2 separate regions of the Homo sapiens genome follow, and region 2 is linked to region 1. Evidence: chromatin contacts called from ENCODE Hi-C or POLR2A ChIA-PET data. All regions are on one chromosome and are shown on one strand. The core of a region is the stretch at or near the end of the contact, and the rest is flanking DNA. Distances in the headings are between cores, read along the strand shown. Region 1 holds the start of ARPC3 (actin related protein 2/3 complex subunit 3). Region 2 overlaps TCTN1 (tectonic family member 1).

Region 1 (2,917 bases), core at 81-2,580:
ACACTGGGGATAGAACAGGGATGCACAGTGCAGGCAGGGCCTTGCTCACGTGGGGCTGCCATGCTGGGCCTGTGAGACTGACCATGAGGAAGGAAACCTCAGAGAGAGGATGGAAAGAAAAGCAGAAAAGAAATGGAGAGTGATTATGGGGCTACTTTGGGCTCTTTGTCAAAAAAGACCTTGCCTAAAAGGTGCTATTTGCCCAGTCAGCTGAATGTGAAATCAGATGTGGGAACATGGGGTCCTATTTCAGGCTGGGAACTGGCAGAAGAAATGGCTCTCAGGCAGCAATGAACTTGACTTTTAACATAAGAAGTTTTCTAGTAATAAATAAGTTAAAACTCTGGGCTTTCAGTATGCTCCAAGCATGTAAGTTCTAAGCATTTTACATGTAATTCATTTCATCCTCACAAAACTATGAGGTAAATACTGTTACTGCCATTTTCAGGTGAGGAACTGAAGCACAGGCCAGTTAACTTGCTCAAAATTACAGAGCTAGTATGTATTGGAGCTGCGATTCAAACCTGGAGTCCAGTGCCCTTCAGTTTCTCCATTTTTAGATGCAGTGCATTGGGTTCATTCATTCACTCAAATATTGATGTTTCCTACATACCGTCACTGTTACGGGCGCAGGTGACAAAACGGACGAAGTGCTGCCTTTTTGGCATTCACAAGCACTAAGAGTAAACTAAATACAAGAATCGTAAGAACTAAGGGAAAAAGCGGGAGAGAAGGATAAGGCATGGGGCTGGAGTTGGGTGAACTGAAAATAGAATGAACGGAGAATGCTTCACAGGAAAGGTGATTTTTTTTTTTTTTTTTTTTTTTTTTTTTTGAGAGAGTCACACTGTCATCCCGGCTGGAGTGCAGCGGCGCGATCTTGGCTCACTGCAACCTCTGCCTCCTGGGTTCAAGCGATTCTCCGGCCTCAGCCTCCCGAGTAGCTGGGATGCTACCACGACCAGCTAATTTTTGTATTTTTAGTAGAGACGGGGTTTCACCATCCAGGCTGGTCTCGAACTCCTGACCTCAGGTGATCCACCCGCCTCGACCTCCCAAAGTGCTGGGATTACAGGCGTGAGCCACTATGCCCGGCCCTGAAAAGGTGACATTTGAAAAAAATACAAAAGAGGTGATTGATCTCAGATTCTGGAACCTCAAGACCCATCTCCATTCTGGGCGCTGCCTCACGCTGCACCACTCAAGGCCCCTGCCTAGTGCTCTGGCGCCTCCTTCAGATCCGCGCGGCCGCTGCAACCAGAAGCGGAACTGCAAGGCCGGAAGCTCCACGTCCGCACCCGCCCCTTCCGTTTCGCTTCCGCCTACCTCGCCCAGGCTGCCAGACCGGAAGCGCTCCGCTGTACCTGGATCCTGCTCCTCTGGGTTGAAACCCGGGCGCCGCCAAGATGCCGGTGAGGGTTCGATCCACGGTGTGGGGAGACAGCGGGGATTGCGAAGAGCAGAGAGAAACCGTGTGTGTGCCGAGAGAAGCGGGCGGCGGAAGGCAGAGAGGAAGCTGGGGCCCGAGAAGGAGGGAGGCGAGGGGAGGGGACCGGTTGCTGAAGGATTGGGGCGGCCCGGGGGTGCCAGTCGTGGGAGGCGGGGGCGCGGCAGGAGTGGGCCAAGGGTCCAGGGTGTGTGAGGAGGCCCTTTTCTCTCTCCGTCTACTCCTTCCGACTCCGGCAGGGTTCCCAAAGCCTCACTAGAGAGCGAAGCCAAGGGCTGCGCTTTTTATTTTTCATATTTCAAGTCCAGGGGTCTAGCTTCTCCTTTTTCTGTCAGGCCCACTTCCTCCTCCGCCCCGGGGTCAGGCTCCCTCTGCTGTTTGTCATTTGTCAGAACCCACTTCCCGGCAGCGGCGGCCATCCCGGAGCCAGCTGGGTTTAGGGCCCTCACAGACTCGTTCGGCGCCTGACTTCCAAAGATTTCCTTTTTCGTGTGCCATCAGAGTGGGAGTAAAAAATTATGACGGCCTGGTTGTACTTAATTTCTGACAGCCAGTTTGTGGGGTAGATTTATCACCGTCATGGTCTCCATTTTGCAGATTCGGGAAAAGGTGGTTCAGTTATTATGTGATTGTTCACACTTTTTTTGTTGTTTGTTTTTTGAGAGAGTCTCGTTCTGTCGCCCAGGCTGGAGTGCAGTGAGGCGATCTCGGCTCACTACAACTTCCACCACCCTGGTTCAAGCAATTCTCGTGCCTCAGCCTCCCGGGTAGCTGAGATTACAGGCGCGCGCCACCACGCCCAGCTAATTTTTTGCATTTTAGTAGAGACGGGGTTTCACCATGTTGGCCAGGCTGGTCTGGAACTCCAGACCTCAGGTGATCCGCCCCCTCGGTCTCCCAAAGTGCTGGGATTATAAGCGTGAGCCATCGCGCCCAGCCTGCTCACACATTATTTTTAACAAACGTTAACGAGCACCTGCTGCCTGCCAGGCTGTATTTACAGCAGCAAATAAGTTCAACAAATCCCTAATCTTAAAGAATGTACATTCAAATCGGGAGTCGAGACAATAAAAGTGTAAACATAATAAAGGAGATACATACGGTAGTGTCAGGTAGTGACAAATGCTATAAAGAAGCTAGATGGGTGGTCAGGCGCAGTGGCTCACGCCTGTAATCCCAGCACTTTGGGAGGCCTAGGTGGGCGGATCACGAGGTCAGGAGTTCAAGACCAGCCTGGCCAACATGGTGAAACCCCATCTCTACTAAAAATACAAAAATTAGCCAGGCGTGGTGGTGCGTGCCTGTAATCCCAGCTACTTGGGAGGCTGAGGCAGGAGAATCGCTTGAACCCAGGAGGCGGAGGTTGCAGTGAGCCGAGACCGTGCCACTGCACTCGTCTAGTGACAGAGTGAGACTCTGTACCACCACCCCCCCCCCCCCCGGAAAAAAAGAAGCTAGATGGGTAACAAG
Region 2 (2,998 bases), core at 56-2,555, 200 kb before region 1:
TATATAAAATTTAATCTCACCGAATGTACAGTTTTCAAATTTCACGTGTATATTAAGGAACTGATGCATCTGAGCATTCTGAAAGAAAGAAAAAGAAGCTACTTTAGCTGCCACCCCATTCTAGAAAAGTCTCTTATTTTCAAGCTGTTCTAAATAGCTTCGTCTCAGTTTCCCCAAAAGGGGTACCCAGGCCCCTCCTCTGTGTGCCCCAGCTGCATCAGCCAGCTTCTAGGTGGCTCCATTGTTTTCTGCCACCTGACAACATTTTTCCTCAATTACTGTACAACTACTGTATAAAATAAAACAACTACTGTATAAAATAAACTCTCTCTTTTCCCTGGACCCTCCTACTGTATTCTTTCCTCTGTGGCACCCATACCAGCCTGCCAGTCGGAGAGCAAGCTAGCTACAGTGCCTGGTGCAGAAATGGCAATTAGACCCAAGACTCCACTATAATTAACAAGGTATTTGGGGGAAGATCCCCTTGTAAGGGCTGTGTGCTCTTCTCGCATGATTTTATCTAATATTTTGCTATTTTTTTGTACTCATTTCAACCGGACCCAAAAAGGAAAAAACCTGAACTGAGTATTTTTAAAATAAATAACTCAAAGCAGGGGATGAATGAACTGGCCAAATCCCCCTTGCCTCTGCTGCTTCAAGTCCTGTTCATGTTCTTTACCATCTCCCCAAAGACTTTTTGGGTTCTATCATCTATGACCTATGTGTTAAGCATATTCCCCATTCAAAAGTCAGATAGAATAACATTTCCAAAAGGAAAAAAGGCAGGAAGGGAGTGGAGAAGGGCAGTGTGCTGGTTTGGAGGCAACCTCAAAGGTTAGAAGTATAATAAGGCTAGGCATGGTGGCTCACACCTGTAATCCCAGCACTTTCAGAGGCCGAGGCAGGAGGAGCACCTGAGCCCAGGAGTTTGAGACCAGCCTGGTCAACACAGCAAGACCCCATCTCTACAAACTATATTAAAATTAGCCAGGTGTTGTGGTGTGCACCTGTAGTCCCAGCTATTAGGAGGCTGAGGTGGGTGGATTGCTTGAGCCCAGGAGGTCAAGGCTGCAGTGAGCCATGATCACACCACTGCACTCCAGCCTGGGCAACAAAGCGAGACCCTCAAAAAGTATAAAATGCAGTATCCCCTAGGGACTTCTAGCCCCACGTGCACACTTTCCAAAGGGGATGACCTCAGAGGAGGGGCGTAGTTTCCTCACTTACGTCAAACAAACGGGAAGAAGAAGTTAAAGGGCAGCCTGGCATTGATGGCTGGTGGAGCTCTGAAGCCTGCCTCTGCAGGTGCAGACACATCCACAAAAGTAACCGCAGTGGAAATAAGAATCGTCCTTTCATTTCCTGAGTTGGCCTGTAATAAACAGAGAGATGCAAGGCCCACCCTCCAGTGTGCTCCCAGAATGACAACAATGAGACACTTTTCATTCTCTTCCTCACCCAACTACTGTCAGTTCATGAATCTGATAGGTCCTGGAGCACTAATTGGCCATTAACTTGGATGAGAGAAACAATTTTACCAGGGTGTCTGATTAACACGTGAATATCATAATTTTCATGAGAATTTTAAAGATCCAATCTGAACCAGAATGCTAATGTAAGTAGAACCATCGTCAGTGTTTCTAAGAATGACTGCTGAAATATTTTATGAACCCCCATGGTTTAAATTATAATCTTTTTCACAAAGTAATACCTGTCACCTACCACACTTGAGTTGTGTCTAGACTTCTGTCTTAACCTATGCCTTTAAACTAGGTTAGGCCTACCTCAGGAAAGGAGGATGAAATTAGATTTGCAGTTACATTGACTATTTTGGCCTGTGGATTCAGCAGGGATCCGTATTTAGTCCACTTCACTTCTATAACCAAAGCCCCTGGGAGCTGGCAGGAATCCTGCAAAACAAAATGCTGTTAATCCATTAGAATCTTACAAAACTGCAAGTCAGACTTAATCTGCAGTTCAGAGTTTTAATTATAAAAGGTTTCACATATTACAAAATGTTCTGAACAAGAAAATGAATAGACTCTACAAGTTCAGATAAAAACAGCTTAGAGAATATACGTGTTTTAAAGTAACTCAATGCCCCAAAAATATTTTTAACAGCTGAAGCGTAATTTTTCCATCTCCTCCTATTTCTAAAAATGCCGACATCACCTGAAACTGCGGTAGTGCCAATACCCAACTGTGGACCATTTAGGGCCATAACTGCTCTAACTTCATCTACCTGTTTATAGCGGCCTCACAGACTTCAGGAAAGAAACTGGTGGGAGGGATGGAGGGGGAGAAATAATTATTAGCAGACAAAACCTGATTGCATGTCATGTTAAAATGCTCTAAGGGGAAATTTAAGTGCTTTCTTTTCATTTACCTAATTTCATCAATTGGCAATTAAGATGTGACATCTAGGTAATCCAGGCAGTGTCCGTATGTTGTCAAAGACATCAACTCTTCAACTGCATCAGGAACACTGCTGGTGCCACGAAGGAGCTGAGCTGCCCCTTTGGTTGGCTGCTTTGGCAGCCAGCTCTAAGGCCTCTGACCCAAGGGAAAAAGGGGCCGTGGGCTTTCCAGGGCTTTTTCCTGCCTTGGCAGTCTCTCCGGTTGGCAAATGTGGTAACTGTTGAAGCTGCAGGCTGGGTACGTGGGGACTCCATGGTACTATTCTACTTTTGTGTGTGTCTGACATTTTTTCATTAAAAAAAAAAAGCTTTAAAATACATCTCTTCAGGATATGAAAACCTCACAGGCCTGCTAAATTTGGTGGCTGCGAAAAAAGCACTGATGGAATTCCTTAGCTTGGAACCGCCTTTAAAAACCATGCAGACTGAACAATCCTCTCGAATACCCTGTTCTTAGGAGACAATGCAGCATGCAGCTGGTGGAAACTGAGTTTAGCAGGTGCTCGTGCCTGCCTCTACCTGGGTTGCCGGCAGAGTTGGTACAAAACCTGCTGCTGCAGGCCCTCTGAGCACCCAGGATC

Evidence for each region. Hi-C counts contacts between places; a loop is a spot of excess contacts on that map. ChIA-PET counts read pairs that join two places held with the same protein, here RNA polymerase II (POLR2A). Pooled maps may share reads with other maps.
Region 2: a loop to region 1 is called in a pooled map, with 2.9 times the contacts of the local background. The contact joins the enhancer-like site here to the promoter of ARPC3 in region 1. A Hi-C loop is called at or near these places in 6 of 50 pooled maps. POLR2A ChIA-PET finds 5 or more read pairs at or near these places in 7 of 52 experiments (T-cell, WTC11, activated B cell and 4 more).

Annotation. Positions count from the first base shown.
Region 1 is chr12:110,448,750-110,451,666 of GRCh38, reverse strand. ARPC3 (actin related protein 2/3 complex subunit 3) reads left to right here and starts at 1,330. Exons shown (of 7, transcript NM_001278556.2): 1 at 1,330-1,412. The coding sequence starts at 1,407. RefSeq lists enhancers at 1,117-1,216, 1,922-2,774.
Region 2 is chr12:110,646,123-110,649,120 of GRCh38, reverse strand. TCTN1 (tectonic family member 1) reads right to left here. Exons shown (of 15, transcript NM_001082538.3): 13 at 1,785-1,925; 14 at 1,228-1,372; 15 at 1-78. The coding sequence ends at 1,229. HVCN1 (hydrogen voltage gated channel 1) reads left to right here. Exons shown (of 8, transcript NM_032369.4): 8 at 1-435. Among named protein-coding and RNA genes, the nearest start is that of TCTN1, 33 kb to the right of the region's middle. RefSeq lists an enhancer at 1,058-1,117. Within about 2 kb of position 1,305, at least 4 of the 41 ENCODE cell types and tissues checked have a DNase peak (open chromatin) inside an H3K27ac peak, as active enhancers do.